Linked DNA regions of Mus musculus: region 2 is linked to region 1. Evidence: chromatin loops called from intact Hi-C (ENCODE). Cell type or tissue: left cerebral cortex. All regions are shown on one strand. Each heading gives the region's core, and the rest is flanking DNA. Links, peaks and the distances in the headings are about the cores only.

Region 1 (15,567 bases), core at 4,313-12,312:
TCTAGTCCATGCATGTTCTTTGATTGGTGCTTCAGTCTCTGTGAGCCTCCATAGGGCCTAGGTTAGTTTGCTCTATAGGACTCCTTGTGGTGTCCTTGACCCCCTCCGGCCCCCTCAATCATTCCACGACTTGCTCATGTCTCCTTCTGTAAGTGAATGTCAGCAGTATATATTGTTTTGACTGTTGACTGATTGTCGGCAGGATTGTGATCGACTGTCAAAACTATGTACAACAGATTTCATGAGGCTGGGGGTTGTTTTGCTCAAAGGGCAAACAAACAACTTCCCAACACAGGGGAATGGGAAGATTCATTTGGAGAGCAAGAGTGAAGGAGAAGAAGGAGAAGTATCCTTAGGAGCAAAGAGAAACAGGGGTAGTAACTCAAGTGCCAAGGAGGGCACAGGCAGTCAGAGACTCCAGGTTAGGGGACACTTCACATATTTTCGGGAACTGTAAACACAAACATTCAGTTTGAATTCATATCTAGTCTTGTGCTGTGCATGTCTGTGTTCACTCCATTTATTTATTTGTTTGTTTGTTTGTTTTTGCATAAAGGTCTTTTACACACAAAGCCTTAGCCTGATGTCACTTGGAAAAGAAAGGGTGGCTGATGGTTCTGTTCAGCTTTAGAAGGGACTGGAGATGTTGGGCAGACATTTGGAGCAAGAGAGGGCAGGAGCTTGCATCTTTGACTACCTGGGGGAAGCCTGTGGGCAGCAGGATGTTGAGTCATTTTAGTTGGGTAGTAAAATAAAAGGTGACTGTCCCAGCAGGCTGAGAAATTCAAATATGTGAATTCAGATGGACCCAGGACAGGTGGCTTATTGGGTAGGTTATTAAGAAGGTACCCCAGAATCCAAACTGCTTGAAAACACCCAAACAAAATGCAGCCCATGCTTCTGAGGGACCAGAGAGTTATGCATGGGCGCCATATTGGCAATTTCTGCCATCGTGAAGGGAAGAGTTCTGATGCTTAAAACCTGTTTCCAGTCCTAGAGGGATCAATTTGGCACTGGGTACACTATATTTTTTCATGTCCCCTTAAGTTTTGGCACAATAGTCAATAGAGAAGGGTTTCCTAATGAGTTAGGACACTTAAGAGAACAGCCCCCAATTTTATCTATAGTTGTTCATGTAAACACTACCAACTTGAACCAGGTCTGAGCCATCCTAAAATGACTCAAGAAGCCATTCAAGACTCGAGTCTTGAAAGGATTCAAGGCTTAAGAAGCCTGTGTTGTGCCCTTGTCCTGCCCCACTGTGATCTTACTGGGTGATTTTCCTCTTCTGTCTGACACTGCCAGGAGTTGTTAAATACTTTGTATTCAAAATAGGAAACAATAAGTAAGGCAGAGTCAAATCAGGAAGAGAGAAACATGAGAAACAAGAGCAGCAGAGAGTCTTAGGAGGAAGGAAATGGGGAGAAAGAGGGGCGGATCACTTGTTATGTGTGAAGGTTTGAGGGGACAGCATAGAAAGGGGCTGCTTAGTGAGCACTTCCAGGAGCTAGCACTGGGCTATCAGGTAGACCAGCTCTGACTGGTGGAGGTGGGTGTGGCCTTGCTCTCAGGGAGCCTCCTCTTGATGGCCTACAGCAAGGCAGCTTCCCATTACATGTGCTGGGACCTCCAATGCCTCATCTGGCAGTGTGCTAGCCTCTCTTGTTGCAGACATTCTGGAATCTTCTCAGGTCCTCCAGCTTTCAGGTTCCACTCCTGCTCACTGACTTCCTGCCCCATGCCTGGTGTGTGTGTGTGTGTGTGTGTGTGTGTGTGTGTGTGGCCATGTGCATGCACAGAGGCCAGTGGAAGATATCAGTGTCCTCCCATACTGGCTTCCACCTCACTTTTTTGACAGCCAGAAAGTCCCAGAGACACTTTTCTCTCTGCCCCTCTCCTATTGCTGTAGTTTCAGGTATGGGGGAGCATGCCTAGCATTGTCTGTGGACATTGGAGACCCTAACTCAGGTCGCGATGCTTCCTATCAAGTGCTCTTACCTACGAGACTCCTCAGTCCTTAATAGAAATCTTAACTTTAGATTTTTTTTTTGGTTCTACCACATCTTGGTCTTTCTTTCTTAGTACATGTCATTTTTTAATCACATCATCAAAGCCAAACAAAGAATTTCAGCTAAGGAAATAAGCTTTTTTATTTTCTTTTTTCTTTTTGTTTTTTTTCCTAACATACTGAGCATGTCTTGGGAGAATGGGGAACTTTCTTCCAGGAGAAGACTGGAGGACTGGTAATGACATTGCTCTAAATTGTAAACTCAGACGGATGCTGCATTTGAGTCTTTACAGAATTAATCTGTGATTATGGCTTTTCCACAGAAATAGACATTGTGCTTTTGACTTTAGAGGACAATACGGGGAATTCTTTAAACACAGACACTCAAAGGAGGACATATCCGAACTAGGAAATGTAAATAAGGACCTGGGCCCTCACAAGGTCAACTACTTATGGTGCTGATGTCAATGTTGATGGGTGGACATCCGTATCAACTACATGTGTGCCCAATTCAAATGCCATACAGCATCCAGACTCACAAGACTGCATTAGTGTGTATGATGCTCAAGCATGGACCTCAGAGAAGCAACTAAATGAAATGTAGACTCCAGAAGCTTCCATGGTCTGTGAGCAGTCCGCAAAGGGTGAACTACCCAGTGCTCTGCAACTCACTTCATTAAGTGGAGCTGAGAATGGAATTGTGGTGGTTAGCTTTAATTATGAACTTGATGCAATGTACAGTCACCTGGGAAGAGATCTGGAGTCTCTGCATCGGGGTTATTTGTTATGGGAAGACCTAGCCCACGGTGGGCAGCACCATTCCCTAGGCAGGCACTCCTTTTTATTTTATTAGGTATTTTCTTCATTTACATTTCCAGTGCTATCCCAAAAGTCCCTCATACCCTCCCACCCCACTCCCCTACCCACCCACTCCCACTTCTTGACCCTGACGTTCCCCTGTACTGAGGCATAAAAAGTTTGCACGACCAATGGGCCTCTCTTTCCACTGATGGCCGACTAGGCCATCTTCTGATACATATGCAGCTAGAGACATGAGCTCCAGGGGGTACTAGTTAGTTCATATTGTTATTCCACCTTAGGGTTGCAGATCCCTTTAGCTCCTTGGGTACTTTCTCTAGCTCCTCCATTGGGGGCCCTGTGATCTATCCAATAGCTAACTGTGAGCATCCACTTCTGTGTTTGCTAGGCCCCTGCATAGTCTCACAAGAGACAACTATATCAGGGTCCTTTCAGCAAAATCTTGCTAGTGTATTCAATGGTGTCAGCGTTTGGAGGCTGATTATGGGATGGATCCCCGGATATGGCAGTCTCTAGATGGTCTGTCCTTTAATCTCAGCTCCAAACTTTGTCTCTGTAACTCCTTCCATGGGTGTTTTGTTCCCAATTCTAAGAAGGGGCAAAGTGTCCACACTTTGGTCTTTGTTCTTCTTGAGTTTCATGAGTTTCACAAATTGTATCTTATATCTTGGGTATTCTAAGTTTCTGGGCTAATATCCAATTATCAGTGAGTACATATCATGTGAGTTCTTTTGTGATTGGGTTACCTCACTCAGGATGATGCCCTCCAGGTCCATCCATTTGCCTAGGAATTTCATAAATTCATTCTTTTTAATAGCTGAGTACTACTCCATTGTGTAAATGTACCACATTTTCTGTATCCATTCTTCTGTTGAGGGGCATCTGGGTTCTTTCCAGCTTCTGGCTATTATAAATAAGGCTGCTATGAACATAGTGGAGCATGTGTCCTTCTTACCGGTTGGGACATCTTCTGGATATATGCCCAGGAGAGGTATTGCGGGATCCTCCGGTAGTACTATGTCCAATTTTCTGAGGAATAGGCAGGTACTCCTAACCTGTATAAAAGTGGAGAAATCCAAGCAGGTTAAGCACTCTTCCCTGCTATGAACTGTGCATGTGACCTGAGTGGCTGTTTGAAGTTCTTGCCTTAGTGTCCCCACAGTGATGAACTACAAAGTGGTATTCTAACACTTTCTCCCAAAAGTTGCATCTTGTTAAGATAATTTAATACAGAGATATAAATGAAACTAAAAGATAGGTTTAATGCTGGTCCCTGGGTGAGCACAGGATTGCTATGCAGAAAACTGGGCCCAGGCTGGAGAGACCCAGCTGTAACCAGATAGTGAAAGCCAGAGCTCTAGTTTTAAAGAGCGTTGGCAGGTGGGGAAACTGTTCTCCTGACTTTTCAGCCTTTTTTTATTGGAAGCAGGGTCCAGAGGGATTGCCTGGAGCCATTAGGAAGTTCAAATAGTGTCTTGGGTACAATGCCGATACCTCGGCTGGTCAATTTTTCTTCCAGCTTAAATGCACTTGAGAGCCTTGGGGACCGAGTAGGGGACAAAGAAGAAGGAAACATTGAGAGCGACATTAAAAGGGAAAGCCAGGAATACTGTGAGAGATGCCATGATCTTCAAAAGCAAAAGTAATCCTATATCCCAGTTCTCTGGATACTTTCCAGGTGACCCTGGTGGCCCACTTCTAGAGAAGGAGAATCATTACTGCAGCCCAAAGTCTGGGCAATGATAAGTAGTCCCCAGTCTCAGTGGCCTGGAGGGGCTGGTCCTAGAATTTGGTGGCAGGAGGCCCATGATAACCTGTATGCTGGGGGTGGGGTGGGGCTGGCCCTACCCTGAAGTCCCAGTGGCTCCTACTCACAGCCTCACTACTAACAGACTTCTGTTTGCTTCATTTTCAAGTTAATGGCGTTCCTTCTGCTCTGATTGGAGCTCTGGCAAGTGTGCCCCCCTCTCCCCTGAGGGCACTGCCTGGTTCTGTCTCTGTGCTACTTGTCCCTTTTGTCCTCAGAAATGGGATTTGACACCCAACATTGTGGCTCAGAGGAACCCCAAGAACTGGAAAATAGGAGGTGGCTATAGTCAAGACTGCTCCTGGGCAGACAAGAGATCTGGGTACTTAGGGCATAGAATCCCCCAGAAGGCCAGAGGTAGCCTGGATTCCGGCTGGGGCTTGGGCTAGTCTTACACGCATTCACGACCGGCCAGGAAGAACACAGCAAACCAGAATCTTCTGCGGCAAAACTTTATTGCTTACATCTTCAGGAGCCAGAGAGAAAGGGAGCAAGAACAAGAACAAGAAAGCAAGAGAAAGAACAAGAAAGCAAGAAAAAGAATGGCAAAACCCCGTCCCTTTTAAGGAGAATTATCCTCCGCCTAGGACGTATTACTCCCTGATTGGCTGCAGCCCATCGGCCCAGTTGTCATCACGGGAAAGGCAGAACACATGGCGGGAAAACTGCCCCTGCATGTGTGCAGATTATGTTTACCACTTAGAACACAGCTGTCAGCGCCATCTTGTAATGGCAAATGTGAGGGCGGCTTCCCACAGATCCCCCTTTTCTTTTAATAAGAGCAATAGGCCACCCATATTAATGAGAGTGGAGATAGAGGTCAAATCCCCAGTGTGCAGGTAAAGGAGCCATGTACAGGATTAGCTCTTAGGCTCACAGGCTTTTACCCAGAGCAACCCTGACCTGCTCCCGTGTCGTTTTTCCTGGGGAGAAGGACACTTGGACACTCAGCCTTCTTGAAAGATGACATGTCTCCCTAGAATAGGCTCATATGTGCCGCAGAGCCCTTCTACTGCAGTGCTTAGCCGTGCAACTCTCTCGGGCTGCTGAAGCAAACTCACTCTATCCCGTGCAATGAGACTAGCCTCGTGGGGTGCAAGAGCTGAATGGCCAGCGACCTATTGCTTAAGCATAGATATATCAGGGGAAGCACCATGTTCTAGAGCTGCAAGTGCCTGGGCAATAACCACCTTGTCTCTCCTAGTTTGGGCCTTAAGCTTACAGACCAACCAGAGAAGCAACACTAATCCACAGCAAAGTGTATCTCCAAATAATCCCACCCATATCCATTCTTTAAAGAAGGAAAATGCTGAGGAGATCCAATTGGGTAATCCTTTGGTCAGGGACAGGTCCAAGCGCATGGAGTTGACCTGAATGATGGCAAGTCTCAATTCCCGAAGTGTGTTCAAATTCAGCCATCCAATTCTGTAACATATACTGAGAAAGACTTTTTGACAAATTAGCTGCCCTAGTAAATTTCTCATACTGAATGGAAGTAACGCATAATGAGAGGTCCCCCAAGCTCCCGACAAACCCTAAGCCAGTCTTGTAAACCTTTGTTCTTTCTTGGGGCTATGGCCGCTCGGCACTCCTGTGTGGCTTGCTCATAAATGAGCTGTTCTACCAGAGGTGCGGCTTGCTCTGAATCTCCAAAAATACGCTCTGCTGCCTTTGTCATTCTGGCCACAAAATCTGAGAATGACTCCTGAGGTCTCTGGACGATCTTTGTTAGTTGTCCAGTGGCTTCACCTGCTCGGGAGAGTGCCTTCCAGGCCCTAATAGCCTTTTCATCTGATTCAGAACTACTAAGAACTGGCTCCTTGAGCTCATCTAGTGATGAGTATAGGCTCCTTCTCCTAGAAACCTCCGCTGATTGATCTTTTTTCTTTTCTTTTTCCTTCTCCTTCCTTCTAATCTCTCCCCAGGTATTCTTACCTGACCTAAACTTTTCCTCAGGTTCAAGACCCGTGGAAAGGCCTGTATACTTATTTTGTGAACCATATTTCCTCTTTGCTCCTACTCTCTCTCCCCGCTTTACTTCTGATAGATTGCCCTGAATTTCATCCAGAATTTTCAGCCCTGCCTTAACCGCTTGATAACATGTGAAAAGGAACAAAAAGGCTCCTAACACTAGAAAAAGTTCAAGGCCAAACATACCTTGTAAAGCTATTTCCCACTTTACTTCTGATAGACTGTCTTGAATTTCATTAGAAAGTTCAAGGCCAGACTTACCTTGTAAAGCTATTTCCCACTTTACTTCTGATAGACTGTCTTGAATTTCATTAGAAAGTTCAAGGCCAGATGTACCTTGCAAAGCTATACTTACGGGTACCCTGTTCCCCAGCTGAAGAGTTCTGAATTCACGCAGTTGAATCCTTCTCAACAGTCTGTTTTGCGGGAACACTTCATTACCACCGTTCCCCAGCTGAAGAGTTCTGAATCCACGCAGTTGAATCCTTCTCAACAGTCTGTTTTACGGGAACACTTCATTACCATGACCCGCAGTTCTGGTTCCGGAATGAGGGATCTTCCTTGCGCCGGTGTGATGGTAGTTTCCGTCCGGGTTTTCTCGTCCCAGGTCTTCTCGTCCCGGGTCTCAGCACCAACTCTTACACGCGTTCACGAGACCGGCCAGGAAAGACGCAGCAAACCAGAATCTTCTGCGGCAAAAGCTTTATTGCTTACATCTTTAGGAGCAAGAGAGCAAGAGAGCAAGAGTGCAAGAGAGAGAAGCAAGAGCCAGAGCAAGAGAAAGAACAAGAACAAGAAAGCAAGAGAAGAGAGAGAAAAAGAATGGCAAAACCCCGTCCCTTTTAAGGAGAATTATCCTCCGCCTAGGACGTATTACTCCCTGATTGGCTGCAGCCCATCGGCCCAGTTGTCATCACGAGAAAGGCAGAACACATGGCGGGAAAACTGCCCCTGCACGTGTGCAGATTATGTTTACCACTTAGAACACAGGATGTCAGCGCCATCTTGCAACAGCGAATGTGAGGGCGGCTCCCCACATTGAGAAGCAGGAAGGATGGAAAGAAAATTATTTTAATAATATTTTCATCTTCCTCATAGGCATCCTTTGGGTGTGCCTCAACTGCAAGGCAATGGTTCCATGTCTGCATCAAAAGTGGAGGTGATAGAAATGATTATTGTGGGAGGTTCTAGAAAGGTCATGTTTTGAAAGGTCTACCAGAGGTATGGATTTGCCTGCCTCTGGCCTTTTGGGGTGGTCACCTCAAGGTCATGGTGTGAGTTGCTTTGATACTGGACTCCATGGCAATCCTTGAATACAGTTAGTTTATTCAGTTGCTATTGAGTTGCCAACATATAGAGGAACATGGAACTGTCAGTCAAGACAGTCTAAAATCCCTGAACACACAGGCCTGTGTCCTACTGGGGCTGAAGATGATGTCATCCACATAATACAAATGACTCATTCATAGCATTTGTGACCTCAAGAGCAACTGTATGAAGTGGGCAGAGCAATAGAAGTAAATGATGTTAAAGAGAGAAAACTAAGGAAGCCCAGAGAGGTTAGTGACTTGCCCAAGGCCACAGAGTTAGCACAGGAACCAGGGGGGAGTTTATGAGCTCCAATTCTTCATCCACTGCTCATTTTAATAAGTTCCTCCTGTGGGAAAAAAAATGAAGGATTCATTAAGCTACCAAGCTTTCAGAGTGGGGCACTGTGCCTACATTTAGGGGCATTCAATTTGAGTGTGTATTTATAGAGGCGTTAGGCTCCTGCCGTTGTGCTTGGTCCTGGAATAGAAAATAGACTCAGTGCCTGGGAGAACGCCATGGAGGAGAAAGACATTAGTCAGATATTCCATGAATATTACAGTCAGTGAAAACTTACACATTTGCCCATATGTCACACATCCCGAACAAAGAGACCTTAGAGTTTTAATCTAAGCTTGAATATGTTTTCATTCATTGTATGTTGAATACCTGGATGCTAAGCAGAATGATAGTTTCATACTGTGGGTTTTTCTTTTTTTCTAGAAAGGTAACATAGCCCTTCTGCCATAGAGTCTGTTTCTGTATGTTATGAACAACAGAGTAGCAGCCTATGGAAACATTGGGTTGGCATGAATCTGTCTCTTATTTAAGGTACCTATATTTTTAGTGCTCAGAGATGAATACGTAATTCTATAGGGAATGAGTGTACGTTTGCATTGAGACCAACTATACCTGTGTTTTAGATGGATGAACTCGAAACCACATCAGACCTGTTGAATGTATAGCTAGGCATCTCCCTTCCCCTCTTCCTCTCCCTTTCCCCCTCCCCCTCCCTCCCCCCCCCCCTGTGTCCATGATGTGTTGCATGGGTATTTGTGTGTTGCAGGAACAGAAGATAACACCACATGCCTTCCACATTATATTTTTAAACAAGGTCACTCAACTGAACATGGAGCTCTCTGGCTAGGCTGATTGGCCAGCTAGTCCCAGGGATCCTCCTACGTCTGTCTCCCCAGCCCTAGGATTCCAGCCACATCCCACTGTGCCTGGCTTTTTAAGTGGGTGCTGGGGATTGAAACTCTGGTCCTCTCATGCTTGCATGGTAGGTGCTTTACCAACTGAGCCACCTACCCAGCCTGTAACTTTTTTGTTTTGTTTTGTTTTGGTTTGGTTTTGGTTTTTGAGACAGGGTTTCTCTGTGTAGCCCTGGCTGTCCTGGAACTCACTCTGTAGACCAGGCTGGCTTCAAAATCAGAAATCCGCCTGCCTCTGCCTCCCAAGTGCTGGGATTAAAGGTGTGCTCCACCACTGCCCAGCCAGCCTGTAATTTACAGGCTTCCATTTGTGGCCTCAGTTCCTATCGAAGTTTAGGGACAGCCTTGCTCAACACTATCTACTTAAAACCCATTCCTCAGCAAAATCTAGTAGGTCTATTAGGGTGCTGGTGTGGGAGAATTCAACCCTAAAGATTAATTCAACATTGCCTGCCAACTCCTGGACCCATTGCCATGGTGCCCAATTGCCTAGCTGCTGTCTGGATGAACATATATATGCTACTTCAGAGCTGCTGCATAGGCCCCTGAAGTTACAATATGAATGGGCCCATGTGTTGGGGTTGGTCTCGTGCTACTATGTATTCAGATGCTAAATACTGGGCCCCAAGATCCAGTTGCCTGCCCCCCATGAGAAGATCCTCATGTACACCAAGTAGTTACTTGATGTGTAACCTTGTTATGCACCGTGCTATGTAAGCTCACTCCCCAAGTTAACTAGTCACTAAAAAGCCTAGGATTGAGGTGGATGGGGTTTTAGTTACTTGGCTAGGGGTCACGGTAAAGAGGGAGAAGAAGAAAGGAGACCAAGAAAGCCGCCATGAGAGGAGACGGACCATGAGCACATGGCTAGAAGAAACAGCCAGTAACAAGGGCCTTATAACTGGGATGTAAGTTAGAATAGTTCAAAATCTGCCCAATCTAGGCTCAGAACTTATAATAAAATAGCTAGATTGTGTGTTTTTTATATGGTCTAGTTAGGGTATATAATTCCTTCTACATCCCTGGGAGCCATGCTTGGCCAGGCATCCGTTTATTGGTTAGTGTATTAAATACTGCTGTGTACTGAGTTAAGCCACCCTTCAAATGAAAAGGAAAGACATTTTACATTTCAGAGTGCTGGGAGTCAGGAAGTCAGGACCAGTTTAACTGGACTCTTTGCTTTGGAGTCCAAGGCTACAGTCATCTTAGGGCTGGACTGGAAAGCACCGATTACCATGTACATCAAATACATGTAATAATGAGAACGGTGAAGCTTCCAGTGGGATGTTGGCCTGGGCCTTAGTCCTTCACGGGCTATTGGCTAGAGAACACCGCTAGCTCTTTACTATGTAGGCCTTCTGATAGGGCAGCTAGAAATGTGGCACCCGGCTTAATAAGAACAGGTGAGAGACAGCAGAGGAGCAGGCCCTGGCTGGCCTTTTGTAGGTTAGTTTCTGGAGACACACCTCTTCACTTTCACATTTAGTGCCTTAGAGGCAATTCACTAGGTCCAGGCCACATTCAGGGGAGAGGACTTCACTGTACTATGAACACGGTGAGGTAGGGACCACTTCGTTCCAACCAGTTAGCCCACTTGCTCACTTGTCACTCATTCACTCCCGGCAATGAGATGTAGTAGGGAAAGAATGAGTGGTTGTGCATCCTTGATACAGGTTCAACAATGTTAAGAACCTTGCAGCATCACCCCATTCCAGCAGCAAAGCCTTCCCTGGGGGAGGTCCAGAGACTTGGGAAAGCCTTCCATGGATGTAAGGGTGAGTGTTGCCAGAATGTGCAAAAAATGGTCGCTCGGCCTAGGTGTTTTGGTCTGAAGACTGCTCCTACCAAGATGAGCTAAACCTGTCTCCTTTTCAGCTGTATCTAATAGCCCTCTCTCCCTGTTTATCAGTATTCAATAAACCTGCCTCCTTGTTCAGCTATATGCAATAACCCCACCTTCCTGTTTGTATATAACAAATACTCTGCAGGTGTTGTAGCCTCTCTATCAGAGGCCACCCCACCTGGTCCTAGTTTTTCTGACTCTCTGTGTTTACATTTTTCTTCTTTCCCTCTCTACCTTGGTCAAACCAGTCCCTGGTGTCGTGATGGATTAACTTTTAAAAACCTACAACGCTGGTTTATCTCAGAAATTCAGAACAGAATTCCACGTTACTTAGGGGAACGGGGGAAGATTAGAAATTCAAATGAGCACTTATGATGGTTAATCTTCATTTTCAACCTGACTGGGTTTAGAGCCACGTAGGTTTGGGTATGATTGTGGGGGCTTTCCTGAGAGGGTTGACTGGGGATGGGAGACAGACCCAGAGTATGGGCACGTGCCCTCCAAGGACTCGGGAACTGAATGGATTGAAGGAAAGGAGCACGGCCATATCCATCCTGATTCTTGTTCTTCATGAAGATGCTCCTCTATTCAGCCATGTTTGGACCCAGCAATATGGATGCAAGTGACCTGAATCCTATGGAACCTCCTTTGGTGGTTTCTGTCATGTAACTTGGTCACAGCAACATATAACCAAGTAACACAGTCATTGCTACTTTTGTGACATTCCACTCTTTTGAGGGAAATTATCTTACTCGCGTTCTCACGACCGGCCAGGAAAGAACACAACAAACCAGAATCTTCTGCGGCAAAACTTTATTGCTTACATCTTCGGGAGTCAGGAGCGCAAAACCCCCAGCCCCAAAAGCGAAAGCCCCCTTCTAAACATCTTTAGGAGCCAGAGCGCCAGCGCGCAGAGCGCAAAAGCGCAAGCAAGAGCTCTATTGTTTACATCTTTAGGAGCAAGCAAGCAGGCGCCAGAGCCAGAGAGAGAATGGCGGAAACCCCGTCCCCTTTAAGGAGGAGTTATCCTTCGCTTAGGACGCATCACTCCCTGATTGGCTGCAGCCCATGGCCGAGCTGACGTCACGGGAAAGGCAGAGTACAAGTAGTGGTAAAATACCCTTGGCACATGCGCAGATTATTTGTTTACCACTTAGAACACAGGATGTCAGCGCCATCTTGTGACGGCGAATGTGGGGGCGGCTCCCAACATCTCCCCCTTTTCTTTTAATAAGAGCAATAGGCCACCCATATTAATGAGAGTGGAGATAGAGGTCAAATCCCCAGTGTGTAGGTAAAGGAGCCGTACACATAACCTCCTCCCAGGCTCATCACCCAGAGGGGTCCTGGTCTGGTCCCGTGTTGTTTTTCCTGGGGGAAGGACACTTGAACACTCAACCTTCTTGAAAGATGACATGTCTCCCTAGAATAGGCTCATTTTATGCCGCAGAGCCCTTCTATTGCAGTGCTTAGCCGTGCAACTCTCTCGGGCTGCTGAAGCACACTCACTCTATCCCGTGCAATGAGACTAGCCTCATGGGATATAAGAGCTGAGTGGCCAGCGACCTATTGCCTAAGCATAGATATATCAGGGGAAGCTCCATGTTCTAGTCCTGCAAGCGCCTGGGCAATAACCACCTTGTCTCTCCTAGTTTGGGCCTTAAGCTTACAGACCAATCAAAGAAGCAACACTAATCCACAGCAAAGTGTATCTCCAAATAATATCAATCCCACCCATTCTTTAAAGAAGGGAAATGCTGAGGAGATCCAATTGGGTAATCCTTTGGTCAGGGACAGGTCCAAGCGCGTGGAGTTGACCTGAAGTCTCAATTCCCGAAGGATCTGTTCAAATTCAGCCGTCCGATTCTGTAACATATACTGAAAAAGACTTTTTGACAAATTAGCTGCCCTAGTAAAATTCTCATACTGAATGGAAGTAACACACAATCCCGGAAACTTTTGTTTACACCCCAGCTGAGCTATTTGCCATAATACATCTAGTTGTTTCTGGACAAGATCTATGAGTTGATTAACCAGCATGAGACCACCCTGTATCATGACATTAGCTGAGGCCTGTTTATCTATGACTGTAGTCACTGAGGCTGACAAAGTGTTAATGGTGTCAGTCGTCTGGACCTGTCCAGACAGAGCCAAGGCTGTCTGAATCAAGGCTAAACCCAGTTCCTAGTTAGTGGTAAAAAAGCAGAATACTTGAGCATTATACATCACCGTCATTGGGAGTGGAAATGTCGACATTATCCCCCAACGCTGCTCTCTCTTTATTATTGACGCCCTGGACATCACCAAGACGAGGGACATCAGTATTCCCTTGGTCAGTCTGGATTTTTCGGGTGAGTCTTTCTGGTATCCAAAATGGGTTGTCTTCATTCTGTGGGAAAACACAGATAGCTCCCCTGGATCTTATCAAAATAGGATCCGGGCCATACCATTTATTATCAAGGACATTTTTTCATTTAACCATCTCATTGGGCCTATCTGGCTCTGAACAATGACGTTCAGCCGCAGTATGGCCATGAACATCAATATTTAAAAAATTGAGTGTAAAGAGTGCCATAGACACACACTCTTGGTACTCGGGGTAGAGTCTCCTCAATTCCCCTCTTCTGTTTTATAAGATAGGCTTTGAGGGTGCGATGCGCACGCTCAACAATACCCTGTCCTTGAGGGTTGTATGGAAGTCCAGTCAGGTGGGTCACGTCCATCTGACGGCAGAACTGCTGGAATTTTTGAGACGTATAAGCTGGTCCATTATCAGTCTTAAGGAGTTTGGGTTTCCCCCAAGCACTCCATGCCTCAAGACAATGTTGAATCACATGTGAGGCCTTTTTCTCCGGTTAATGGAGAAGCAAACATGATGCCAGAACATGTGTCAATGGACACATGGAGATATTGAAGTTTTCCAAAGGAAGAAACATGTGTAACATCCATTTGCCAGACCTGTAGAGGTCGAATACCGCGTGGGTTAATTCCCACATGAGGAACTGGCAAGAACTCACAGCAGCTTTGACATTGAGTAACAATGTCACGGGCTTCTTTTCTTGTCAAGGAGAAACGACTGCGTAATGTTTCAGCCGTCACATGAAAATTGTTATGAAAATTTCTTGCAGCCTCTACCGGGGATGATAGGGCAGCAGCCACCACTTTAGTGGCCTTATCTGCCAAATCATTTCCCAGAGCCATGGGGCCAGGTAGGCCTGAATGGGCTCTAACATGAGTAATATAAACAGGAAATCTTCTAGATAACAAAACTAATTGTATCTGCTGAAAAATATTGGCAACTCTACTGGAAGGCTTAATCACTCCAGCCACTTCTAAAAGATTTACTGCATTAACCACATAACAGGAATCTGACACAATATTAAGGGGTTCTAAAAAGGTTTTTAAAACTTCTAAAACCACTAAACATTCTACCACTTGAGGTGAATTTTCATTATATTGTTTGGATACCACTTTACCATTAGCCACATAGGCACCTATGCCAGTTTTTGATCCATCAGTATATACCACAATCCCATTTTTAAGTGGGTTTCTTACTGTTATTTGTGGAAACACAACAGATTGATTTTGGGCAAACTGTAAAATTGGATGTTTTGGATAATGGTTATCTATTTGTCCTGAAAAGGAGGTAACTAAAACTGCCCAATCATTAGATGTGGCTGCCAAGGTTTGAACCTGTGCAGCGGTATAAGGTACAATTAAAAGATATGGACTTCGCCCAAAGTGGGTGATTGCTGCTTTTAGGCCTTTAAGGGCAAGCTGTGCAATTGCATCAGGATACCAATCTATTATTTTAGCTGGGGATACGTTTGGATGGATCCACAACAATGGCTCATTCTGCCACAAAACTGCGGTTGGCAATTGTGCTGTCTTAAAGACACACAAACTGAAAGGCTGCGAATCCTCAATACGTTGTAATTGTGCATTCTGTAAGGCTTTTTCCACCTTTTGTAAGGCCTGGTTAGCAGCTAGAGTAAGAGCCCTAGGGGAGGAGATATGAGGATCTCCTTCTAAAATACCAAACAAAGGCCTTAACTCAGCGGAAGGAATCTTTAAAAAAGGTCTGAGCCAATTAATATCTCCCAACAGCTTTTGAAAATCATTTAAGGTATGGAGGTGATCTCTTTTTATCTAAACATGTAAATATTGATTTTTCTCAAAGGAGGAAATATGTGTGACATCCATTTGTCAGACCTGTAATGGCCTGACGCCACGAGGGTTTACCCCTACGTGAGTAGATAAAATTTGACAACAATCTAAAGGCATTATTAAGTAATCAGAATCATTTTTAGTAGAACCAATCCCTCTTGCAGCTCTAGGAATACCAGAGGAAGAAAAAACAGCCATGTAGGCTTGGCAAAATTATTAGTTGAGCTATTTTGTCCCCTTGTGATATAGAAAAGACAACTTGAGGACAAGAACAGAGAACCTGAAGTTCCCCTTTATAATCCTGATCTACAACTCCAGGGTGGACAATAAGACCTTGTAGGCTGCAAGAGCCTGTCTCTGTCATTATTGTCCAGTGGCTTCACCTGCTCGGGAGAGCGCCTTCCAGGCCCTAATAGCCTTTTCATCTGAT
Region 2 (15,567 bases), core at 4,557-12,556, 47 kb before region 1:
CACTGTCCTATGCATTCTGCCTGCGTCAGCTGCTCTAACCCTTTATCTGGGTAAAGACAAGGAGGCTTAAATACAAAGAAGAGGTAGGATATGGTCTATCTATCCTTCTCATGGATTTCTGGGACAGAGTCTGGCACAGTGTGGCCATACTTCCCTTTTTTCCCCTTTCTCATACAGGGTTTCTCTGTGTAGCCTTGGCTGTCCTGAACTCATCCTGTAGACTGAGCTGGCCTTGAACTCAGAGACCTACCTAGCTCCTGAGTGCTGAGATTAAAGTCATGTGCTACCACTGACCTGCATACTTTCCTCTTTCATGGTTTTGAAAGCTTTGTTAATGGCTAGATTAGACTAGTTGGCTAAGGCTATAATGACACAGAGAGTGGGAGCTGCAGGTTTGCAGCTCAGGGCTGGGGTAGGGTGACCTACCATCTCTGACAAAGATGGCTTCTGAAAGCAAAGCCTGGGTCAGCTCCCCTCACCCCCACCCCTGCCCTTGACATACCCACCTGCAGACAGGAACTGTGGAAATACCTGCAAGATGTTCCCCATCCCCGATGCCCTTGGAATGCTCAGCCTGAGACCTGGAGGTCCTCGGAGCTTCCTCTCACTCCCCTGCCCTTGAGGAAACAGGTCACCCCAGAGGTGGCTGCCCTCCTGAGGAGTTTGGATCAGGGATGAGGCATGGATGTATTTCCAGCAGCTCCCTGTGCACTGCTGTCTGGATGGGAGAGGAAGGGTCTTGCTGCCTGAATTTCGCACCTTACCTTTCTCAATAGGCCATCTATTGAGAATCTTTCTATGTCAGAACATAGAAATCTAAGTTGTGTGTATGTGAGTGTGCATGTGTATGTGTATGTGTGAGTGCATATGTATGGAGGCCAGGTGTGGACATCATGTGTCTTCCTCAATTGCTCCCTAACTTAATTGTATTTATTTGTTTGCATTTGAAGGGATATACAGGCCACAGTGTGTATGGGGATGTCAGAGGACAACTTGTAGGAGTCAGCTCTCTCCCCCTAGCCTCTGGGTCTAGGAACTAAATTCAGGTCATGAAGCTTGGTGACAAGTGCCTTCACCTGCTGAGTGAATTTACTAGGCCTATACTTTGATTCTCAGACAGGCCTTCTCACTGATCTTGGAGTGCACTAGTGGCTAGACTGGCATGTCAGCAAGCCCCTCTTGTCTCTGTCTCCCTGGGGCTGGAATTATAGGTTTCACCACCATGCCTGGCTTTTAAGATGGCTGCTGGAGATCTCAAGTCAAGTGTTCATGCACAACAGATACTTTACTGAGTGAGCTACCTTCCCAGACCCCAAGTCAGCCTTTCTTGGTAACCGTGTGGATAGCCCGATGGAACTTCATCTCTATGCCTGTCTCCCAAGCCGCCACCTCAGTTCTGGAGTCCCCTCAGAGACAACTCAGTTGTTCTGTGTCATGGACACCCATGTTCTAAATGAAGCTTTCTGAAAATAGTCTGTTTGGGACCTGTGGATCTCCCACTAAGTCTTTAACTACATGATCACCCAAACCTATCCAGGATTGGCTCTGAGACCTGGAAGCCCTGAAGAGAGCAGCCCAGCTCGGCCTCTCCTTGGAGCTTCAGAATGATCCGTGCTTGGCAGCGCAGGTGTGTTGGGTCCTGGATGAGCCTTTCCTGCACTCGCTCACCTATCTGAAGGAAGAGGAACCATCTCCTTCATAGAAGCCTCACCCTCTGCCCCGTGCCTGCTTCTTTCATGCCCAGCTTACTCATTCCTAGGCAACAACAATTAGTGATGGCTGTTATGTGTGTCCCTCAGCAGTCACAGGATTTAGACAGTGTTTTGTGCGATGGCTACTTTACGTAGGGTTTTACCATACATCCCTTGGCCTTACTTACTGCTATGGTTTTAGTGAAAACTCCCTTATATATCATGTATTTGAATACTTGGCTCCCAGTTGGTACCATTGGGGGAAGTTACAGAACTTTTAGGATACAGAGTCTTGCTGGAGGAAGTATGTCACTGGAGGTGGTCTTTGAGGTTTTGTTCCCTCCCTCTACTTCCTGCTTGTTCTCCCTGCATCCTGTGTGTGATTGAGATGTGATCACCCAGCTTCCTGCTCCTAGTACTGCTAGTCTTTCCTTGCCATTATTCTGGAACCACAAGCCAAAATATACTCTTCCTTAAGTTGCCTTTGTCCATGGTATTTATTACAATGGTAACTAGTACTCTTACCTTTTTTTTTCCCTATAAAATCCAAATCACAGTGTGACTTCCATTTAGAGTGCAGCAAACAGCTATTGGAGAGAGCTCCTTACCACACACACCCCTGTAAAGGAATTTGCCATCTACAGAGGAGGAAAATTGAAGCTAAGAAAGTATTTCCTCTGCTATATATGTGCCAGGGACCATAGACTAGCCCATATATGCTCTTTGGTTGGTGGCTTAGTCTCTGGGAACTCCCAGGGGTCTGGATTAGTTGATACTGCTGGATTTTCTTTGCAGTTGCCATCTCCTTCAGCTACTTCAACCATTCCCCTTACTTAGTGGATAGGAGAGAGGTGTGGGAGAGCCCCTCTCTCAGAGGCAAAGGGGGATGCGTCAAGAACTCTTGAAGGGGGAACTAGTGCTGGGAACTAGAAGGGGGAATTCTGGGAAGGGGGGCAACATTTGGAGTGTAAGTAAATAAAACAATTAAAAAACCAAGTATCTCCTCTGAGGGAGTGAACTGAGACAGTGGTCACATTAGAACCCACGTCTGCTCACAGAGAGAGGGAGTACACCTTGGTCCTCACTTTAAATAGTGACTGCCAGCCTCCTCGGTAAAGATGTCCTAGGTTCCAGTCAGAACAGGGTTATCTGGAGTCTTAGGCAGAAAAGGAGAAACTGGCAAACCTTCAGGGAAGATCTGAGTCAAACTAATGGACATCTCAGAGGAACAAGAATAAGTCAGTCTAACAGTATTCTAGGGTGAAGTCAGTGACATTTTAATCCCATCTTCTTAGAGATCAACTGACATCATTTTAAAAGGAGTCACTCAATTTATTGCACAGCATCAAAGGAATGATTTAACTGTTATTTAATTAATCCAACAAATAGTAAGCATTTCCATGGACAGAATATAAAGTCCACAAACCATAGAAGGACCAGAAGATTCTGGTAGGAGACACACTGGACAGAGATGGGGAAGGAGAAAGAGGAGGCAGATGAGGTGAAGGATATAGGACCATGATATTTTCAATCAATAACAACTGCTGCAAAGACACTTGCACGAGGTCAGGGATGGTGATTCCCCCAGAAGTTCTTTTATTGTTGAGAATAGTTTTCGCCATCCTGGGTATTTGTTATTCCAAACGAATTTGAGGAATGCTATTTCTAACTCTATGAAGAATTGAGTTGGAATTTTGATGGGGATTGCATTTGAATCTGTAGATTGCTTTTGGCAAGATGGACATTTTTACTATATTAATCCTGCCAATCCATGAGCATGAGAGATCTTTCCATCTTCTGAGATCTTTGATTTCTTTCTTCAGAGACTTTAAGTTCTTGTCATTCAGATCTTTCACTTATTTGGTTAGAGTCATACCAAGATATTTTACATTGTTTGTGAATATTGTCAAAGTGTATTACAGAGCAATAGTGATTTAAAAAAGTGCCTGGTATTGGTACAGTGACAAGCAGGTAGATCAATGGAATAGAATTGAAGACCCAGAAACTAACCCACACACCTATGGCCACTTGATCTTTGACAAGGGAGCTAAAACCATCCAGTGGAAAAAAGACAGCATTTTCAACAACTGGTGCTGGCACAACTGGAGGTCAGCATGTAGAAGAATGCAAATCAATCCATTCTTATCTCCTTGCACAAAGCTCGAGTCCAAGTGGATCGAGGACCTCCACATATAACCAGATACGCTGCAACTTATAAAGGAGAAAGTGGGGAAGAGCCTTGAAAACATGGGCACAGGGGAAAAGTTGCTGAACAGAATATCAGTGGCTTATGTGCTAAGACCCAGATTTGACAAATGTGACCTCATAAAATTACAAAGTTTCTGTAAGGCAAAGGACACTGTCAATAGGACAAAATGGCAACCAACATATTAGGAAAAGATCTTTACCAATCTCAGATCTGATAGAGGGCTAATATCCAATATATATAAAGAACTCAAGAAGTTAGACTCCAGAGAATCAAATAACCCTATTAAAAATGGGGTACAGAGCTAAACAAACAATTCTCAACTGAGGAAACTTGAATGGCCGAGAAGCACCTAAAGATATGTTCAACATCCTTAGTCATTAGGGAAATGCAAATCAAAACAACCCTGAGATTCCACATCACACCAGTCAGAATGGCTAAGATCAAAATCTCAGGTGACAGCAGATACTGGTGAGGATGTGGAGAAAGTGGAACACTCCTCCATTGTTGGTGGGATTGCAAGCTGGTACAGCCACTCTGGGAATCAGTCTGGCAGTTCCTCAGAAAATTGGACATAGTACTACCTGAGGATCCACTAATAACACTCCTGGGCGTATACCCAGAAGATGCTCCAACATTTAATAAGGACACATGTTCCACTATGTTCATAGCAGCCTTATTTATAATAGAATCTGGAAAGAATCCAGATGTCCTTCAATAGAGGAATGGATTCAGAAAATGTGGTACATTTACACGATGGAGTACTACTCAGCTATTAAAAACAATGAATTTATGAAATTCTTAGGCAAATGGATGGAACTAGAAAATATCATCCTGAGTGAGCTAACCCAATCACAAAAGAACACACATGGTATGCACTCACTGATAAGTGGATATTAACCCAGAAGCTCGGAATACCCAGATTCAATTCACAGACCACATGAAACTCAAGAAGAAGGAAGACCAAAGTGTGGATACTTTGATCCTTCTTAGAAGGAGGAACAAAATACCCATGGAAGGAGTTACAGAGACAAAGTGTGGAGCAGAGACTGAAGGAAAGACTATCCAGAGACTATCCTACCTAGGGATCCGTCCCATATACAGTCATCAAACCCAGATACTATTGTGGATGCCAACAAGTGCATGCTGAAAGGAGCCTGATATAGCTGTTCCCTGAGAGGCTCTGCCAGAGAATGACAAATACAGAGGTGGATGCTCACAGCCAACCATTGGACTGAGCATGGGGTCCCCAATAGGGGTCCCCAAGGGAGAAGTTACAAAAAGAACTGAAGGAGTTGAAGGGGTTTTCAACCCCATAGAAAGAACAGTATTAACCAACCCGACCTGCCAGAGCTCCCAGTGACTAAACCACCAACCAGGGATTACACATGGAGGGACCTATGGCTCCAGCCACATATGTAGCAGAGGATAGCCTTGTCGGGCATCAGTAGGAAGAGAGGCCCTTGGTTCTGTGAAGGCTTGATACCCCAGTATAGGGGAATTCAAGGGTGGGGAGGCAGAAGATGGTGATGGGAGAACACCCTCATAAAAGCAGCGGGAGGAGGGATGGAATAGAGGGCTTCTGTGGGAGTGGAACTGGAAAAGGGGACAACGTTTGAAATGTAAATAAAGAAAATATCCAATAAAAAAGATTTTAAAAAGTCAAAAAAAAAATTGGATAACAACAACAAAAAAGACACTTGCATGAGGCTTTGGTATAATGATGATTAAATACCAGAGAAAAGTGACTTAAAGCAGGATTGGACTTATGGCTTCAGTGTGCACATGATGATCTGTCCATCATGATGAGGACATGGTATAGCAGAGTGAATGTTATCCTGCTGAATAGGGATCAGAGGTAAAGGAAAAGCACCAGGGTAAAATAGAATCCCCAGGAAAATACCCTCAGCAACCTACATCCTGCCTCGAGCCACTTCCTGACAGTGCCACCCTCTTATGAATCCATTAAGAGATCAAACCATGAATCAATTGGCCAATTAATTAATCATTCACTAATCCCTTCAGTGCCCTTACATTCTAGTTGTCTCTGGAAACACTGTCACAGACAGACCTGGAAGTGTGCTGTACAAATCTTCTAGAAGATCCTTAACCCAATCAAGATGATACAATTAACCTTCATACCACGGTGATTGCAGGATGGGCAAACTGCTGATCATAGGCAGATTTTCCTAGGAAGGGAACAGAGGAACTGAGATCTTAAAACCATGTGAATCGTTGGTTCAGGCCAAGGGAAATCTCCATACAGAAAAGAGTTCATCAGATGTGGCTTGGGCTTCATCATGGCAGGGACACAGAAGCTGCTGGGCCCAACAACTACCAGCAGGAAATGGGCTCAGGAAGCCAGAGCGGACAGTTTATATGAGATGCAGGATGCCTTTGGGGACTGTCTTGTATCTATAGTGCTGATAGGAAATCAGAGAGCTAGAAGTGGGGGGTGGGATGGAGGGAAGAGAACTCACGCATGACTCTCAGGTTTTTTTTAAACAAAATTCATCCATTGTCTTTGTTGTCATGTTGTTAGGAAAAGGAAGTTTTGGGGGTACCTTGCTGTGGAGACCTTAAGTTGATCTCAGGCCACTAACTCTATGTAGTGTTCTCAGTCTCTGGGTATATTTTAGGGAAAGGATCCAACCCTTCATCTGTTTCTTGGAACAGAAAACCTCCCCCTCGCCACCTCCCAGCAGTGGAAAGGCTGAGTCGGACAGAAGCCAAACTCTCCTCACCCCAACTCATCCTGAAAACAGAGGAACAGAGCCTCCAAAAGTCCCTTGCAGAAGGTCATACAGGGTTGATTCTTGGCAGGTCCCTAAGTTTCCTGGCTCCCCAGCCTCTGTCTAATGGCTAAGCCCACTTGAGACATAGCAAGTGGATGGTTGGACAGAAATTGATCCCACTCCTCATGAACAGCCTACTTAGAGGTTGCTTCTCTGATGTGGTGACCCAAACACTTAATGTGGTCTCTGGTGCCCTCTCAGGCCAGCCTGATGGAAATTTAAGTAGGTCTATTTCTCAGAAAGATTCCCCCAAATTTGAATTTATGAGATGCGAGGGCTACCCAGGTGTGTCTGGGACCAAAACAAGGCAGCAGTGAGGTATGTGTGTTGCTCTATTTTGGGGTGTAAAATCACTAAGGTTTTGTGCCCGTGGGAGGGTGGCAAGCTGCTTTCGGAAGCATGGCCTTAAATATTTTCTCAGCAAGCAGTGAACCATAGTCAGTTAAATGGAATCCTTAACAGAAATCTCTGCCACCGCCACAGTCACGCCTCAATGTAGTCTTAAAAGAGGGAGCGAGAGTCTTAGAGTAAGCCCAGATGCAATTGGCATGTGTCTCTCAATCTGGCTTTCTGTGCTTTAGGTACAATTTTGTGGATCAGACTGTGAAGGTCCGCCAAGGAAACATAAGAAAGAAAAGTTCCTAAAAAAGGCTGGAGTTAGGATGACAAACCCTAATGAGAAAAGTAGTGACGACCTCTCAAAGATGTTTATATGAAATGGAAAAAAAACAAAACACCAAAAACATATTGTGGTCTTTTACATAGTCTGGCAAGCAAATGCATATGATGGATGCAGTTGAGGCAGTGAACTAAGCTGGTTTTTTTTTTTTTTTTTCCATCCACCCTCCTTGAGGAATTGCTACCTGCCTCACGGATCTGAAGCCAGCCTCAGTGGTTCGGCAAGCCTCCAGCCACAGCTGAACTGGGCGTGGGACTGCTAAGACAGCTTTGTCTCCCAAGCAGACTTTCCCTACCACGATTTGCATGTGTCCTTGTCTATACAGGGGCAGGTCATTTATCTCATGGAGGCCTCTGTGGAAAGGAACATGTGTTATTTGGGAAATGTTATCACAGGCGATCATGAATCACATTATCAAGTTGGTTGGCTAACTGAGTGTTTGGCAGAGAACTGAGGGAATGAGCTGTTGCCACGGTTATGTTTTGATGAGTTAAGGAAGGGAAGAGCCACTCTGAGTTGGAGGCTTGCTTAGAGAGAAGCTCCTGGAACCAGTTGCACGAAGGGGACTGTTTGGGGTGTTGGAAGCCAAGCTAGTTTCCTGTCTGGACCCACCAAACACTGTCAAGGAGACTCTGCAAACAGTGGCATGTTCTTTGAAAGGACACAAAAATCTTGGGGTCATCAGATTTGCTCAAAGCATAGGCCTGGTATTCCCAGCCCTGAGGACCATAGACAAGGGTCTTTTAAAAATGCAAGTCAAGGGTCTGTGGTTGGTGAAGGAATTGGAATTCTCCCCGAAATGAAGCTATTTCCTCCTAGGGAGCGATAATTATCTTCGCTGTGGGCCTTGAAGGGAAGCTGCTCGCTCTTCACGACTCCATCTTTGGCATAGTGTACTATAATGCTTAACCCTGACCCTTAACTTCACTGATCTAAGAAATACCCAAAAGAAAAGTGAAGTATGCCAGGCAGTGGTGGCACACGCCTTTAACTTGGGAAGCACTTGGGAAGCAGAGGCAGGTAGATTTCTGAGTTCGAGGCCAGTCTAGTCTACAGAGTGAGTTCTAGGACATCCTGGGCTACACAGAGAAACCCTGTCTCAAAAAAAAACAAAAACAAACAAACAAACAAACAAACAAAACAAAAACAAAAAACATAAAACAAAAAACAAACAAAAAAACCCAAAACAAAACAAAAAAATAGAAAAGTGAAGTACACCCCTGGGTGTGTCTGTGAGGTATTTCCAGTCAATTAGATCTTTTTCTTTCTTTCTTATTTTTTTATTAGATGTTTTCTTCATTTACATTTCAAATGCTATTCCCAAAGACCCCTATACCCTCCCCCTGCCCTGCTCCCCAATCCACCCACTCCTGCTTCCTCACCCTTGCATTCTCCTGTACTGGGGCATATAATCTTCGAAAGACCTAGGGCCTCTCCTTCCATTGATGGCCGACTAGGCCATCCTCTACTACACATGCAACTAGAATTAGACCTTTAAGGCTTCAATCTGATGATTGGGCTAATCTTTTTGGAGGATTCCTGATATGATGATAGGGTGGTTGACAATGGTAGGAGTAGAGCCTTATTGGAGGGAGTGGGTCACCAAGGGGATTGTGTGTCAGCATGTCCTGCTGAGCCATATCTTGCCTGTGTCCTGGTTATCATGATGTACCTATTCTGCCTTAACCTTCCTTGCCATGCTTGCCTGAGATCTCTGAAACCAAGAGCCAAAATAAATCCTCCCTTATGTCATTTCTGTCAGACTGGAGTAATAGAATAACCGATATACCCACTAAGCCTTTGAAAGCATAATGTTGTTTTTTTTTTAATTTTGAAAATTCCATACATTCATACAGTGTGTTTTGATCATACTCACCCATTCCATGTCTCTTCCAATCCTTCAATCCCACCCCCTATCCTCCTAAGTTTGTGTTCTACTTTTTTTTTTTTAAAGCTATACCAATGAGTCACATACTCATGAGTGTGGAGCTAGCCACTGAATTGTTATGGACTAAAGATCACATCCCTAAAGAAAACTGACTCTCCCCCTCTCGGAAGTCATCAACTCCTTAGCTAGGGGTGGAAACTCAGGGGATTTTCCTGCCCTCTGTGCTGAATATGGATTGATCTTACGAAGGTCTTGTGCATGTGGCCATAGCCACTGTGACTTTATGTGTGTAATGCTCCTATCATGTCTAGAATCCTTGCTCTCTGGCTCATACAATCTTTCTGCTCTGTCTTCTGCAATGATAACTGAGTCTTGACAGGGAAGTAGTGTGTGTGTGTGTGTGTGTGTGTGTGTGTGTGTGTGTGTGTGTGTGTGTTATATAGATGCCCCACTTGTGGCTGAGCATGCTACAGACACTTGTTCTCCTTGCCTTGACCAGTTGATGCTCACCAAGCGTTAGCAGGTGCTGTGATATCTGAATCTGTAAAGTGCATTCTGGGAGTGAAATACTTGCATGGAAGATACATCACCTCTACACAGAGACATCACCTCTCACATTCAGAGTTTATATGGATTGCTATTGATTTATTTTTTAGGTAAATTTGGCACCCTAAACACAAACAGCTAGGAAAATATACTCTTGGGACCTTAACTCAGGTTACGAACATTTTAGGAAAACCTGAGGGTGCTGCTGTTGTAATGGGAAATACTGGAAATGAATGGGAATTTAAGGTTCATTGGGAGTTCTGAATAGGCAGATAAGCAACTGAGAGCTCAGAGGATTGGACTACTTACCAAATCTAATGAAAGATGGAGCTTGAAGTCTGTTGATAATGCCCATGTCATTTTTTTCCCCAGTCTATGGCTGGTATGAACAAGGCTTGACAAGTTGGTCCAGTTGGCGGGTGTGGTGGGTTTCTGGTATCTGGGGAAGGAGAGCGCTTCTTTCCTCCCCTTTGAAATACTCAACACAATCCGCAGTGCACTATATGAGGAAGGAGGCCCCTCCTTTCCCATTTTTCTGTCCAAGAAGGGGGTACAATCAGCTCATTTCATAGGACCTAGCTGCTTCCAACTCTGCTTTTCTGAACCAAGTGGAGCCTCTGAGCAGCTCTGGTGTGTTAGACGTGAATTGGGAGTTTTCTTTTTATTGTCAGAGGCTGGCCAGGTGGCCACAAATCTGTTTCCTTTTCCCAGGCACACATCTCAATTGACTCCCCCCCACCCCCCGTGTCTGTGCAGGACCACATGACTACATCCTCACCACCAAACACAGAGACAGACTGATGTGTCACTTGAAAGCCAAGGCAGCTGCAAGCAGTTACATGGTGTCCAACTCACTTTTCCCCTCCCATGGCAGCTTTGGAGACTGCGATGCAGATAGCAGCCTTCCAGAATGGAAGAAACATTGATTCCTGAGTCAGTGCTGGTTGGTGGAGTGCAGCCAAGGGAGGTACCCAACCGGAACCTCTCAACAACAGACTTTGCAGGGATGAAAAATGCAACTTACCATTCAGCCGTGCAGAGTTGGTTTTGCTTATCATAGAAGCTACTATTAATTACCTTAACCGGTGTAACCAACAGGTGCTCACTCCCCTTCCTGAGCACTCCTGTCTGAGCACTCTTGTCAGGTTTGTGCTAGGGAGGATGTGTAAGTAATATGAGTCTTGCTGACAGGAGCATTACACACGTCCCTGTCATAGAGACACACGTCCCTGCCGTTGAGATTGGCTTAGCATGAACATGTAGCACAAATAGTGTCTTTGAGGAAGGCTTTACATTTTATTTTCTTTATTGGTTTTTATTTTTAGATTTCTAAATACTTTTTTGTTTTTCTTTTTTAGCTTTTTATTGATCCGTTGTGAATTTCATACCATGTGTTTCATTCTCGCTCATCTCTCCATCCCTCTGAACCCTCCGCCTTTGCAGCTTCCCCTCCACAAGAAAATAAAGTGATAATAAAAACAAACCCCAAACTTTGAAGTGTCTTGTTCTGGAAGCTGTAGTGTGTTGCAGTATGTCCCACAGTATACCCTTTTGCTCACACATCTTCACTTGCAAATATTCATTGCAATGAGTTGTTGGTGTTTCAAGGCTTCTGCTACACAATCTATACTGAATCCCCACTGGGACTCCTCTTGGATATCTTGTTGTCCTGTGTCATGGAGAACCTGTAGCTTTGGATCTGCGGGACTGGGCCCTTCATGTTCTCTAGCAGATCGTATCATAGATGGGGTAGATGCTGGGGTGGATCAACTCAAAAGCTCTGGATCTGGACCTGGCAGATAGCTGAGTTGGTCAGCCTGCAAGCCCTCCTGTATCCACCCACGCCAGCGTGAGCTCTCCAGTACTGTGCAAGCTAGCTCACCCAAGCCACAGCCATCAAGGGTCATAGTCATCTCTTCTCTCTCATGCCCTTGGGGCCAGATCACTCATGCCTTCACTACCAGGGCCAACTCTATGGTGTTGCTCAGGTGAGGTGAAGGATGCTCTTCTAAGTGCTGCACTCTGCAGCCAGCTCTCCTTCCAACTGCCACAAGTGGCAAGTGGTGAGGGGTGGGGACAAGGGTATCTCTCTCTTGCGGATATCACCCCATGACAGACAAGGGGCAGGGCCAGCTCTCCTACACTCACATGCTCAGGGCCAGCTCTCCAGTGCCTCCACCACTACGGGCAGCTTTACTGTGCTGCCCAGGTGAGGTACAGGGCCCGATCCTCCACTCTCCTGACCTTGAGGCCAGCTCTTCTGCCTGCTGCAGGTAGCAAGGGGCAAAGGGGGTGATATTTTATTTAGAGTGCATGTGCACATGCAAATTCACACATGTGCCATAGTGCGAGAATAGGGTTCAGAGGACAATTTATGGGAGTTGGTTCTTTTCTACCATGCGGGTGCCAGGCATCAAACCCAGATTGTCAGGCTTGGCAGCAGGTGTATCTACTGTACTATCTCACTAGCCTCTGAAGGGTTTCGGTTTTCTGATGGACTTGAAGCTGATTAAGCATGCAAGTGTTGAGGACCGTCACACGGGGAAGTTATGCTTGACAAGGGCCTCGGACGATAGCAGAGTTGAGAGATAGTTATGGAAATACTTGCTGGTACTGTGTAGGCTGACTCTTACTGGAAGCCAGACCTGCCCGAGGGTGTTTCCATCACAGAAGACAACAGTCCTCTCCTTTCTTTGATTAAGTCATTCTGGGTCAGGCTTGTCACTTGTCAAAGAGTATTGACTCCTATATGCAACAAAGATAAAGATAAAAGATAGATGGAATGAAGACATAGCAGACGGGCCTGCAGCTTCAGTAGTGCACTCAGGGTCTCAGGCTCTTCTAGTAGGTGATCACTACTTTTTCTGAGTCATCAATCTTTATCCACCCAGTTTCAGAACCAGTGAATGGAAGGGTGGCCACAGAAGCCAGAATCATGAAGAGTGGACTATGGACTCAGCCAAGCTCCAAGCACAGTTGGTGGGAGGTCTGGAGGTCACAGCATAACCTGAACTAGAGCTCTTGTGTTATTTTCTGTGGGACACTCGAAAATGGAACCTATGTGAGCAAGCAACTATAGATCAAATTTGCACAATGGGTGTATATCACAATACAGGACACAAACGGCCGCGGTGCTTGTGAATAATCTGACGGAGTTCTTTGATAGCCAGCTGCGGTTGAGCCTGAATCCTGCCTGAACCCCGAGGCTTGATTATCATTGCTGGAATGATTGTACCACACCAATTGGGCTTGCTTTAAAAGGTTTAATAATGGTGAGAGGAGGTTTTTAAGATTTTGATAAAGACAGAAAGTAACATGCATGTCTCATTATCATATTTTCAGTGTTGAGGTTTCTTCGGTCATACATGTTGGAATTCATTACTCAGCCAAGTTCAGAATGGAGGGAAGGGCAAAGCTGTGTGATGTAAGACTGGACACTACAGTTGGTTGGAAAATAAAACAGTAATAGTCCCATAAAACTGAGCAGTCTGGAAGATCTGACATGTAAGATGAAGTTCCCAGGACCATTTCTACCTCTCCCTCATTGTCTTGCTTAGGATTTCATTACTGCGAAGAAACACCATGGGCATAGCAACTCTTACAAAGGAAAACAGTTTATTGGTGCTGGCTTACAGTTTCAGAGGTTCAGTCCATTATCATCATGATGGGAAGCATGGCAGCATGCAGGCAGACATGGTCCTGGAAGTGTCTATATCCTGGTCTGAAGGCAGCCAGGAGGAAGCTCTCTTTTTATACTGGACAGAGTTTAGCATAGAAACCTCTAATCCTACCCACACAGTGACATACTTTCTCTAACAAGGCCAATTCTCCTTCAGTAAGGCCACAGCTAATAGAGCTATTTCCCATGGGCCAAGCATATTCAAACCACCACACTCACAGAACAGAATTTTCATCTTTATGGTTTGCTATGGCCTGGCTACCTGACTTCTCTTCTACAGCAAGACAGGTGGAAAATTCTAGGTTTTCTATGCTTCCACACCATTGACATGTGTTCTCAGGGCTGAGAGAGCCTTTTTCCCTAAATTTCTCAGAGGAAGAGTAGTCTGCAGAAAGACTTGATGGTGCTTCATGGTATCTGTGTCACTGGCCTGTTCTAGCAGCCCGGGCCAGCTTTGTACCTCACTATAGCACATGACCAGGCACAGAGATGAGCAGTTTCCCAAGCAACAAGGAGAAATCTGTCCAGGGAAAAGGCAGTAGGTGACAAATTTCTTCTCTGGAAGAGAACTGTTTTCACTGAAATGACACTGAGAGTCATGGCAAATCATTGCTTCAAAAAGGCATTTGCTTAAGTTTGATAGATGCATTAACATGGTCTCCCAAGGATATCAAAAACTGGTAATAAAAATAATCACTAGATAAAAGCTCAAGAAAGAAAGGTCACTGCTCAGAGCAGTGCTGGCCTCAGTACTCAGTCCACATTCAGTGTTGACATAAACTTTAGTTCTTGCTCTTTGATGGCTCTGTCCAGCTAATTTACTCTGTAAATTCAGAGACTCAAGCCTTTTCAGGCAGCACTTCATTTCCAGACAGGGCCCAGAAAGAAACACAGCCTGTAGAAAGGTTTATGGGGTAGGCCCAAAAGTGGTACATAGCACTTACATTCTGTTGGGCAGAACTCAGGCCAAGTCTACATGCTAACCACCATGGTCCCACGGGACCATGGTCGTGCTGAGAGTTCAGGGAAAAGGCAGAGACCAAAGCAAAACAAAAAGCGAGAGTGAAGACAAGTAAGGAAGTCAGGGAATGAAACTCAGCAAAGGAAATTGCTACCTACATTAAAATCATGCTGGGGAGATGTTTCAGTGGATAAAGGCACTTGCTGCCAAGACTAGTGACCTAAGTTTCACCCTTGGGACTCACTGTGGGAAGAGAGAACTGACTCTTTTAAAGATTGACCTCTGACTTACATACATGCCTCTGCCCCCCAACACAAAGCCAAAAAATAGAATAAATCACAAGGTGTAGGAATATAGCTCACTATAGAATACTTATCCAGTATAGTAGTAACTTGCCAGGCAACTTAAGAAGTGTTTATTTGGCACACCATTTGGCAGTATGGTCCACTGTGGTGTAGACGTGGTATTAAGGGCGGCTTTAGCTGTGGTGGCAAGAGCTCCAGGCAACTCTGCACATTTTGTCTGCAGTCAGGAAGCAGAGTGGGGTGGGTGCCGGTGCTTCCCTCACGTTTCACTCTACTTTTACACGCACTGTGAGTCTTCCTTCCTCAGAGCTCTCTGGAAGTGGCTTCAGACTCTCCCAGAAGTGACTCAAATGATTTCAAATCCACTGGGAATCAAACCAGGGTCCTCTGCAAGCGCAGTCAGTGCTCTAAACCACTGAGCCATCTCTCCGCCCACCACCTTGATTACTTAAAACAAACATTTAAAATATTTTATTGGTGAAACACTTTAAAGTGTGTGTGTGTGTGTGTGTGTGTGTGTGTGTGTGTGTGTATGCCTGCCTGTATGTGTACTCATGTGGAGGTTAGAGGGCTACTTTGGGACATTGATAATTTCTGTCCACTGTCCGTTCCAGGGATTGATTTTTTTTTTAATTTATATTTTTTCAATTAGGTATTTTCTTCATTTACATTTCAAATGCTATCCCCAAAGTCCCCACACCCTCCCCCACCCCACTCCTCTACCCACCCACTCCCACTTCTTGGCCCTGGCGTTCCCCCGTACTGAGGCATATGAAGTTTGCAAGACCAAGAGGCCTCTCTTCCCAATGATGGCCGA

What was found. Peaks named below come from ENCODE experiments on the same cell type or tissue, not always from the same donor. Only the 100,000 strongest peaks of a DNase experiment are listed, where the experiment ranks them.
Region 2: it touches region 1 in a loop (2.9-fold over the local background); 2 of 42 quality-filtered maps call a loop at or near these places.

What each region holds. Positions count from the first base shown.
Region 1 is chr14:29,762,513-29,778,079 of GRCm38, reverse strand. No RefSeq gene overlaps it. Among named protein-coding and RNA genes, the nearest start is that of Gm35281, 27 kb to the left of the region's middle. In left cerebral cortex, for the core only: no CTCF peak of the experiment used is centred there; a DNase peak (open chromatin) is centred at 8,408.
Region 2 is chr14:29,810,010-29,825,576 of GRCm38, reverse strand. No RefSeq gene overlaps it. Among named protein-coding and RNA genes, the nearest start is that of Gm35281, 21 kb to the right of the region's middle. In left cerebral cortex, for the core only: no CTCF peak of the experiment used is centred there; DNase peaks (open chromatin) are centred at 6,603, 7,118, 7,748 and 10,727; H3K27ac peaks cover 1,418 bases.